2 separate regions of the Homo sapiens genome follow, and region 1 is linked to region 2. A link is a contact called in ENCODE Hi-C or POLR2A ChIA-PET data. All regions are on one chromosome and are shown on one strand. The core of a region is the stretch at or near the end of the contact, and the rest is flanking DNA. Distances in the headings are between cores, read along the strand shown. Region 1 has its middle 97 kb from the start of SSBP2. Region 2 overlaps SSBP2 (single stranded DNA binding protein 2).

What was found. A loop is a pair of places that touch in the nucleus more often than their neighbours do. ChIA-PET counts read pairs that join two places held with the same protein, here RNA polymerase II (POLR2A). Pooled maps may share reads with other maps.
Region 1: a loop to region 2 is called in a map of heart left ventricle, with 2.9 times the contacts of the local background. The contact joins two enhancer-like sites. A Hi-C loop is called at or near these places in 2 of 168 maps with a recorded cell type or tissue (OCI-LY7 and heart left ventricle), 8 of 37 single-sample maps with no recorded cell type and 4 of 50 pooled maps. POLR2A ChIA-PET finds 5 or more read pairs at or near these places in 4 of 52 experiments (OCI-LY7, WTC11, activated CD4-positive, alpha-beta memory T cell and 1 more).

The regions. Positions count from the first base shown.
Region 1 is chr5:81,845,292-81,851,092 of GRCh38, reverse strand. No RefSeq gene overlaps it. Among named protein-coding and RNA genes, the nearest start is that of SSBP2, 97 kb to the right of the region's middle. Within about 2 kb of position 1,297, at least 4 of the 41 ENCODE cell types and tissues checked have a DNase peak (open chromatin) inside an H3K27ac peak, as active enhancers do.
Region 2 is chr5:81,627,522-81,632,912 of GRCh38, reverse strand. All of the region lies in intron 3 of SSBP2 (single stranded DNA binding protein 2), which reads left to right. Among named protein-coding and RNA genes, the nearest start is that of SSBP2, 120 kb to the left of the region's middle. Within about 2 kb of position 1,677, at least 2 of the 41 ENCODE cell types and tissues checked have a DNase peak (open chromatin) inside an H3K27ac peak, as active enhancers do.

The DNA.
Region 1 (5,801 bases), core at 48-2,547, 220 kb before region 2:
CCTTTCCCAATCCAACTCCTTTTCCCTTACTCAGAGGGCATATTCTAGGGGGAAGCTGCCCTGTTCTTTGTGCTGCCTTCTCCAGGTGAAGGCTGATGTTAACACTGCTCTTCCTCCCCTTAGCGTTTTAGAGCCCCTGTGAACTGCTGAGAGGCCCCTTGGGATTGTCCTCCAGAGTTTCCCTCTCCTAACTGAGCATCTCCCAGGCATCTAGCCCTCTGTCGTGGGGGTGGGTGGACGGGAACTCTATTCCTTCCACATCAGAGAGCTTAACCACTCTTCCAACCCACCCATTCTCCTTTGGGAGTGCCGGGCTCATTTGGCCTCTCTCAGATGAAATCATATGAAGACATAAAAGGCCTTCCCTCTCCACCACCAGGTTATCCTGTCACCACATCGCAATGCAGTGCCATCACAAAGTGATATTGCATCAGGCCCAAGGATATTTTAGGAAGCTCTCAAGCTGGGTCCAACAAGCCTTCCATGCAGGCATCAGGACCACACTGCCAAATTCAAGGCTGCAGAGCTGCTGGGCAGGTGTCAGTGATGTCCTCTCTAGTCTCAGCTATTCTCTTCTCTATTCTCTACTCCACCTCCCCCACCTGCATGCCTTCCACCAGGCAGGTCCACTTTCAGACTCCCCCAATACTCTCTTTGCCCAGCTCCCAGAGGCCACTACTTTTGCTTTTCCTCCTGTTTTCTTTGCAAAGTGTTCCAGCACACCTTCTGATGTATTTCCTGTTTTTCTGCCTATCATGGTCACTCACTGAAACCTTAATTAATATTTGCTCATATTAACTGTAAATCAACTAAATTACACTTGGAGCTGCAATGGCTGCAGCACACACAGTCTCCAATTTGGGTGTCTGCATGCCACAGGCCTCCCCAACTTGTTGGACTTGGGTGAACTTTTCTCATTCCCTCAGACTCTGGATCTCCCAGCTTGGTTGGCACAAGGGCAGCGGCCAAGAATCCAGGCACCACCCTCAGCAAGTGCCCCTTCTCTGAGTCCTGCTAATGCAATCCAGCAGCCAATTGACTTAAATTCCTTCCGCTTTATTGTTCTCCATCCTCAGAGAGGCCAATCTCAGCATCTAGCGGGGCTGTGAGGCAGACCTCCTCTGATCCTGGAGTTGTAATCCCCCACTGCTGGCTCCTGCAGTTTTATTACAGCCTCCTTTTTTTCTAAGATTGACAGATATAAACCTCCAGTGTGGAGGCCTGCAACAGCACCCTTAAAGGCTTCTTTGTGTAGAAATGTAACCTTAGGGCAAAGTCGGCCCAGCTCCAGGAAGGGCACATTATCCTGCTACAGGGAAGTACTGTGCTGAGACAGACCTGGAGATTTCTTCTAATGGCTGGGGACCTGGGAACCTCCCAGGGACAATACCTTCTTCCTCTAAGTAGAATATAGGCTTGTCTAATTTTACTGGGAGTGGGAATGGGGGTGGGGGACATTGAAGGGAAGGGGATGCTGGAAGAGACCTGTAATGACTGTTCAGGGAACTCCACATGCAATTGGAAGAAACAGATATCCTTTTTTTCAGGGAGCGGGTCTCTAAATGCAACCACTTATGAAGCCCCCATGAGTGGAAGCACTGTCCGAGTCAGAGGGAGTTAGCACCATTTGCTTCTCTTGGAGCTGATGCTACGGTTTCCATTCCCAAGCAGAATGGCTTTGGATCATTTAGAGGATCTGATCTCTTTAGGCAGGTGTTGGGTTAGACACATTATTCCAAAAGCAAGGGTGAAAAGGTGCAGAATCTTAATTTACCATGCAGGATTATAGTCAGATTTAAATCAGGTAGAATCATTAAGGGATTTAGAGCCAGAGTCTTTTTCCAAAGAGAAAAAGGACTGAATAATTCTCTTTCGTTGAAGTATAGTGAGGTCAGGAGTGTAGCATCTTACGCTTGGGGTTTTCTTCCTCTAGCTTTAAAAGGTTGGCTTATACTTTCAGTCAGTCAATTAGAACAGTAATAGAGTATCAAATGTATATGATTAGGCATTAACTTCCATATAGACTAGTGCAAAAACTAAGAGATGAAGGTGTGTACCTGTCATTACAAAGGGCCCCCTATGGGAACTGGGACGGCACCTTGGTTAAGGGACAAGTGAGATGCAGCTAGTTAGAAAAGATGAATTTGGAATCAGGAGAGGTAAGAAACACATGAATACAATTTCTATGGAATCTAGTTGAGATGTGGGTGTTGAGTCCTACAGCTCCAGGAGCTGGAGTTACTAGTATAGAGAGGTTAACACAATGCTTTTAGTCAAAGTTTTTGAAATACATATTCTCACAGAGTCAAGAACATGGACAGTGCAGGAAATGGAAAGGAGAAGATATCTTCAGATGGTATTTGAGATTACAGAATGTGGACAGAAATAAAAATACATATGCAATTATTTTTCCCCTTCCCTTTTCCTCCTAAATCTAGGCAGGAGTTTAACTTTGGATTGAAAGGCTCCCTGTTGTTCTTCCTCCTCTAGCTTCTCCTCTAGTTACCCCATCCACACTCCAGTTCTGGTTTTGAGCAGAACTGCAATTGTCCTTTGTACGGAATTGCATGAAATCCTGTGCTGGTTTTCTAATGTGGGAAAATGTCTACTAGGGAGGCTAAGACCACCAAACTAGTTTCATTATAACCCAAGGTACACTTAAATCCAGCCCTTCAGTGGTGGGCAACTGGCCCAGCAAAGTCTTCCTCTATAGTACTCATTAAAATGTTATTTACATTTTACAATATGGTCCCAAGCCATAAGTCGGGATTTTATCTTGGCAAATAGAAAAGAATACTCTTGTGACACCTGGGCCTGCAAAGTTTTAACTTATACGATGGACCCGTTGGTGATTTGCAAAACAAGATCACAGCATTTGAGAATGAGACCTTCATCCCATTTTGGTTCAGAGAAGTGAGGAAAAGGGAGGAATAAATGAAAAACATATGATCACAAATTTAAACTTATCAGCCAAATACATATTAAATTTACCTACCTCTTAAAAGTGGATTTAATGTGTGTCAAAAGTACAAAATGAACAACTGAAGAAAGCACATTTTATACTTTAGTCCTGAACCTACAGCAAAGGTAGAAAGTCTTCATAACTACACCCATTCTCTTTGCCTTAGAACTCTCATTCACATGACCAGATTCATTCCAGATCAACAACAGTACCACTAATCCCAGTCTCTTTTCGGTAAACCAAACTGTCTGAATTCTTACCTCAACAAGTCAAATTAAATTAACATTTTAATGATATGTTTCTGCCATTGTTCATGCTTCATAAAGTAACTTGCTTTATTTGACTCAAGGCAACAAGGCTAAACAAGCAGTTTTAAAAAATGGATCTTTGCCAGGTCTGGAAATTCAGTTTCCTTGAGTTCTTCTGAGACAGCAAAGATTCTTCAGAGACTATAAGCCCAACTGTACAATGCTACCACATTTCCAAGACTACCATTAAGAATTACAGATAGCACCAGTTATAAGAACAATTTTTTGCAACATCCTCATGAAGTCTAAATGAAAATCAGAGGCCATTTCTCAAATGGCAATAGGCCAAACATCTAAGGCCTCTGGAGATGCTTGACATCTTGCCATGTGTCATCACAATCAAATCCTGGGTGGGGTATTCTCATCTGAGTTTCACTGACTACCAGTAAGGGGCATGTGCAGAATAATAAATGATTCAATGATTAGTGCTCCAGTTAGAACCTAATGTGCCTAATAACATTCCAGGGAAGAGAGGATGGGAAATATATATCAAAGATGGCTTCAGCTCTTCGCCTGTCAACAGCCTGGTGATAGCGGGTTGGGGAGCCACCTTAATTCAGTGGTTTGTATGATTCTGGCATTATTGTGATTGCTATGTGGAACTCTCAGCTGAAAACAATTGAGTCCTTTCTCATCTGCAGAATGGTGAACAATGAGGTCAACTGCAGAGGATTTTTTAAAAGAAAAATTTAGGGGAAAGCAACTGCTTCCCTGACCCGAGAGAGCTTTTGTTGCCAAACAGCAATTTCAGACCCTAGCAGTGACACAGAACATTTGGTTTACTAAAGATGCCTGCCTCCCAAAAGATCACAGTAATATAAAATATTCTTTTTTTCCGTAACCAACAGGTAAAGCCGGAAGTTTTCTTGCCATCCATTTTCCAAGAAGACATGTGCCAGGCTATAGAGAAATGTCTCTGTACACAGAGACCCTCCAAATTTCTAAGTATATCAAGCAGCCGTCAACATTGTGCACCTAATTGTACTCTAAATATTAATCTAATCATGTAATTATCTAAATATAATCATGCAAATTAATAAATGCCATCACTTTTCAACACAAGCACTAACAGTTGACTTTCTTTACAGGGCCATTTTTCACAAAGAAACAAAGTTATTATCTCTTCACAGGATTTATTGCAGACATGACAATTAAAGAAAGCTGTAAGATCTTGCTTGTGATGTGAATACCAGGTGGATGGCTGGGCCCACTCACTAATCAAGTGATTTGTTCTCAGACAATAATGTTTAGGATTCTGATGCTTGCCTCAGCAAAATGGCAAATTATTATTTTTCAGAGACCTTTGACATTGTCCATAAATCATTGCAATGTTCAATGCTAAGTCCTCACATTCTCAGAGATAAAGAGAGCAAAGAAGGGAAAAATAATTTATAGCTCATTGTCTTAGTTCCTTTTGTGCTGCTATAACAGAATACCACAGACTGGGTAATTTTTATAAACAATAGAAGTTTATTTGGCTCGAGGAGCTGCATCTGGTGAAGGCCTTCTTGTTGCATCATTCATGGTAGAAGGCATCACATTGGCAAGAGAGAGTAAGAGATCAAACTCACTGCCTCAAGCCCTTTTATAATCAGCATTAATCCATTTATGAGGGTTCACCCTCATGACCTAAATACTTCCCATTAGGCCCATCTCCCAACACTACTGCATTGGGGGTTAAGTTTCCAACACGTGCTTTTTGGGGGACACATTTAAACCGTAGCACTGATTATTCACAAGTTATTTTCCATTATTTTAGGATGCTGAGAATACTTTTTAAAAACTTTTCAAGGCAATGACTTCCAGAAATTTTCTATGAAAGAGGAGTAGTTTGCATTTCACGTACCATCCCAACAGTGGATATAAGGCCCAGTTTCTTTTCACTCTACAAGAACAAAGGCAGAAAGTGTTACCTGCTAATGTGTTTCAATTCTGCCCTAAAGGGATTATTTCCAGGAGTGGAAAGGAAGACCATGTCTACAGAAATCTTGGCAACCTCTTATCCAGAAAGACTGTAGAGATTTCACGGATAGCGATGTTGTTTGGCAGGAGGTATTACCTTCCTCCAAATTCCATTTACGCAGCCGGTTTCCTCTTTTCTTCTGGGGTAAACTACACAGTAAATATACACATTGATTAGTACCATGCTGAACATCTCTTCCTTGCACAAGAGCGATCTGGTCATCCTTTGATCTCAGACCCTAGCAGTTAGACAGTACATTTGGATAAAGGAGTGGATCTGAAAAATTAAGAATGCAGGCTCTGGAATCAGAGGTACTGGGTTTAAATCCTGATTCTGCTCTTAGCAGCAGAGTGTACCTGAGTTAATCTTAGTTCTTTGTTTATAAAATGAGGCAGCGATAATAATAATACATACCCTACTATTCACCATCACACTTCATGAGTATCCATGTCAAAAGCCCCCTGATACTCTCATCAAATCTGAATGGAGCTCTAACTGGCCTTTGAACCAATCTGTGGGTTTCCCTTCCTATGAAAAATAAAGAATTACATTTTTCTCTGAAGGTAAA
Region 2 (5,391 bases), core at 428-2,927:
TGGGCTAGGAAACAAGAATGTTTCAGATTCAGAAGTGACTGTGAAGGTAGGAAGTGGGAAATGGTATATAGTCAACTCTTTAAAATGGTTCATCTATGATGAGAAATGATACCTGGAGGAATAGTGTAGGTTAGAAAAAGAAGTTTTTCATTTTAGATGGGAGAGACATTAGCATGTTTAGTGTTTAAGAGAAGGAGACAGTAGAGGGGCAGAGTCTGAAGATACAGGGAGAGAGGAGATTTTAATGGTTTAAAACCCCATACAAGGCCTGAGAGAAGGAGGTCCAAAGCACAAATGCTGGGAAGTGAGAGGGGAGAGGACCATCTCTACCCTTGTGGCAAGAGGAGATGCAGGAATGTTTGTAGGTTTGATGTCAAGAAGTTCATTTCTTCTATTCCTAATAAAATACTGTTCCTTATATGTCCCTGCCTCCTGCCAATCTGGAATATATGCATAGGGCTTTCCTTCTGAATTTAACAATTTTTGGAACCTAGATTAAGGTCCTTACCCCTAATATCGTATCTTCCTCAAGCCTGCCACTAACTGTCTAAATGCATGAGGAATTTCCCATGGAGTATTTTGCATTTGACTGGAAGAGAGGTTGGAATAGAAGACAGAATAGAAACGAAAGAAAAGTTTAGGGAATGTGCAAATAAAAGGAAGCGTTGTAAAAATTATAGTACATTTGTTCTTGGGCTGTTATTACACATTTAATAATGATGAACACTATATAATGACAAAAGAAATGCGTAAGACATTTTAACAAAGCAGGACATAGTGTTGCATGTACAGTGTAGCATAAATGGGTATTAAGAGAAAAAAAATAATTTGTTTTAATATGGTTGGATTACAGATGAGATTTTCTTTCTGCAAATATTTCCATTACTTATAAGTAGAGGTTTCCCCTCTATCTTCCCAATTTTCTACAGTATGATCATGGTGTGTGTGGAGTTGCAGGGTGAGGCAAGGAGAAAGGAAAACATGTGGATTCAGTGTCTCAGCTCCACTACTTATCATTTCAGCAAGGTTTTGTTGTTTTCAGTCTCAGTTTTACCATCTGTAAAATGATGATGAGTCAAATTGATCTAGGGTTCAAAAAATTAGTTCTTATTCTGATAGCTTTTCTTTTTCCTCTGCAAAATAGGATGTGAGGGTACTGAGGGTGGTGGTGGTGGTGATGATGATGATGAATTTTTAAGAGAGTGAAGGATAGTCTTTAAAGAAAAGTTTGAAATAATTCTAAGTAGACCCAGAGAAAGAACTGAGTAGGCGCACACACAAAATATTGCCAGGCAGTGTTTAAATCCTAGTTAATATTGTAGCTTATGAATGCATTGTGATGCCAGTATGCCCAGGAATGTGACTTTTCTGCAGCAGCAATTGGTAGTCCATGTATTTACATGGACAAGCTAGGTGGGGTGTTTTTTTTTTTTTTCCATTTCTTCTATTAAAAGAATTTCTTACTCAGTACGGTTTACACTCGTCTCTTAGCATCTTTAAGAGGAAAAAACAAAAGCTCTCTTTGAGTGCCATGCACGTGGTTTCCTTGGAACGTTATTTAATGCCATCATGTTTTTAATCTTTCTCCTGAAAGCATGCCATACTAGAAGTCCTATGGTGAGTGGAACCGCACTTGGTCAGTTGTGGTTGTGGGTTTCCCCTGTTTGTCTCACATATGTAGGGCAGGAACAGGTGCGGTCTTTTGGTTCAGAGTTGTTCCAACGGTTCACTACAGTTAAGCACCATCATTATGCTGTTTTCCTGGGGTTTAAGACTGGCATTTTGTAAATAGTATAAAATTCAAATTTTCTTTTTATATAGTATTTATGATATCCAGATCTAGCCTGTCAATACTTAATTTTTTTTCCAAATGTAATTGAGTGTCCTCACCTGTTGACACCTTTTCATTTTGTGTGTTTCCAGTGAAGTCTACAAATGGCATAAGAGACCATTTTAGGAGTCTGACTTGGATCAGTGGGTTAACAAAGTGACGATTTTAAGAGTGTTCTATTGTAGCATTAATTTTGTTTCTTACACCTCTTTCTCTTTTACATGCTTTCTCATGAATTTAACTTATTCCTACACTGTAGATGTTTGGTAATAACTTACTCAATACTTTGGCTTTTTGCTTCTGTAGCTTTTTTTTTTTTTTTAACCTTAGCTGTCAGACGGTGCAGCTTTTAAATGTGCCATTTTTTTCCTTTTTCTGTGGCTCTTAGATTCAGGGGATCCCTTCTTCCATGGCGTTGGTATTTTAAATAACTTAATTTTTACTCAGCTGTAGATACCAAATAAGTAAGTAATGGGCACATAAATATTTTTAGATTATATTTGTTCAGTTTAAATCTAGTACATGCTAAATATATAGGTACAGTTTTTTAATGTTTTATATTTTTTCCCCTAAAGCTACTGACATACTCTTTGAGATGCCTCCTTCATCTATATAAATCAATGATTCTTAATAGTTTTGAAGTCATGGGGTCCTCTGAGAACTGATGAGAGCTATGGATCTCATCTTTCAGAAAAATGCCCAGATCTTAAGCTTCCCTGATTATTGTGTTTCGCTAGCCATTACCATGGGCTTTAAATCCAGCAGATGCCTGACCTTCTTATCCTTAACTCTTTCAACCTGGACTTCATAATCTGTGCCCTAGGTTAGGGATTCAGGACTCTAATAATTGTTGCCTTTTTATGTTGACCAGGAAAGCTGTTGCTGCTGTTGAGGTCTACATGATTAGGATAACATGCATTCTTCAGGAACTTACTGCTTGCTCATTTGCTCAACCTAAGAGTCCCTGCTGGATGGACCAGTTGTTAATTTTATGACTTCTTCTCATTTCCATTTTTTAATAGAATATTTTAAATTAGAATTGTTCTGTTGTTTAAGCCTTTTCACCAAATATTTACAGAGTGCAAAACTTGTTGTCCTCAAGGGAATAAATAGCAGGAAAGATAAACAATTTAAAAGTATTAAAGCAGAAGTATGTACTGGTTTAATAATAATGTATTATAGACTTGATATTTGCTAAGAGAGTAGATCTTAAATGTTCTTACCAGACACACACACGGACACACAAAAGGTACTATGTGAGGTGATGAATATGTTAATTAGCTTGATTTTGGTAATCATTTTCCAAAGTATATGTATATCAAAACTTCACATTGTACATCTTAAATATATACAATTTTTATTTGTCAACCATACCTCTATAAAGCTGGAAATAAACTTAAAAAAGAAATATGTACTGGTTATAATAGCAACACAGGAGCAATACTCACTTTAGCTTGGGAGAGTTAGAAAAGGCATCATAGAGAAAGTGAATCTGAGCTGAGCTGAAAGTTGAGTGAGAGAAGGGTAATTGGAGCAAGGAATAATGTGAAATCTCAAAAGGGATGATCATACACTCAAGTAATGACAGGTAATTTGGTATGGACCAGTTCATCTATAGGTCCAGTATTAGGAAGTGATAAAATATAAAGAGACAAAAGCAGGGGACAGATTATGAAGTCCTGCTTACATTAAGGATTTGGGACTATATCCCAAAGATTTTAAACCAGGTCCCTGATGTGATCAGATTTGTGCCTTTAGACACTCAGTTGGCATCAACATAAAGATCGATTAAAGAGGGTCCAGGTGTGGTGGCTCACGCCTGTAATTCCAGCACTTTGGGAGGCCAAGGCGGGTGGATCACCTGAGGTCAGGAGTTTGAGACCAGCCTGGGCAACATGGTGAAACCCCATCTACTAAGAATGCAACAATTTGCTGGATGTGGTGGCGTTCCCCTCTAATCCCAGCTACTTGGGAGGCTGAGGTGGGTGAATCGCTTGAACCTGGGAGGTGGAGGCTGCAGTGAGCTGAGATTGCACCACTGCACTCCAGCCTGGGTGACAGAGCAAGACCTTGTCTCAAAAAAAAAAGATGGATTAAAGAGGGTTGAGAAAAGAGGCAGAGACTAGTAGACTCGGGGGAAAAGTTGGTGAAGAGTGGGAGTGTTTGAAGATGTATGAAAAAGAGATACATATGACATATGCAAAATAAGCAGAACAAAGTGCCAGCGAGATGAGAGGCAAAGGCCTCAGAATGGAAGAGGGGGAATTTCTGTCTTTAATATAGGATAGAGAAATTTGTGTGATTGACTTTCTGGAGCTTTTTTCCCTTGTTTCTAATGTGATTTCCCTAATCACTTTTTCTTTTCCTTTTTAGTTTATTTACCCCATACTCAGCATCCCAGTTTATAATACATTTACCTGAATCAAATCCCCTCTGAAAACTTGCTTCTTGTTTGTACTTTTTGTTAAACATTCCCAACTCTTACATTAGTTCCAGAAATAAAAATGCCAATAAGCTTCTTTCTTCTGATGTTAATGTGTTTTTTTACTTGTGCAATTTTAAAACATAGGCTTTTAAAAACTTTCTATTTAAAGTTTTAATTGCAGAAACTATAGCTCTTGATATGATGCCTTTTATAACTCTCATATCTCTTGATATAGTTTGGCTGTGTCCCCACTCAAATCTCATCTTGAATTGTAGTTCCCATAATCCCCACGTGTGGTGGGAGGGACTTGGTGAGAGGTAATTGAATCATGAGGGCGATTCCCCCATGCTATTCTAGAAATAGTAAGTTCTCACACAATCTGGTGGTTTTGTAAGGGGCTTCCCCCTTCGCTCAGCTTTCATTCTTCTCCATGCTGTCGCCATGTGAATCTGCCATGGATTCTAAGCTTCCTGAGGCCTCCCCAGCCATGCTGAACTGTGAGTCAGTTAAACCTCATTCCTTTATAAATTACCCAGTCTCAGGTATGTCTTTATTAGCAGCTTGAGAGCAGACAAGTACACCTTTTTTTTTTTTCTTTTTTTGAGACAGGGTCACCCAGGCTGGAGTGCAGTGGCACAATCATAGCTCGCTGCAGCCTCCATCTCCCGGGCTTAAGTGATCCTCCCACCTAAGCCTCCTGAGTAGCTGGGACTAAAGGAGCATATCACCATGCCCAGCTACTTTTTCATATTTTTTTGTAGCGATGAGGTTTTGCTGTTGTTGCTCAGGCTGGTCTCAAACTCCTGGGATCGAGACTCACTCGCCTCTGCTTCTGCCTGCCAAAGTGCTGGGATTACAGGCATGAGCCACCACAACCAGCCTATACCTCATTTTTATTTAACAAAATAAAAATATAGAGCACCTTTTAAAGTGACTTTGGTCCCCTGTATTTATATCCTGAAATCAAATATATATAACATTGTAGAGAAAATAAAATATAAGATTATTCTAAGAATTCTGTTTCTTTCACCTGGTGGTGGAAAGTCCAATCTTGTAGTATGCTAGCACTCTAATTATTTTAGAACCTAATGAATAATATCAGGTATAGCTAAGAATAACCAAATACCCACAGGAA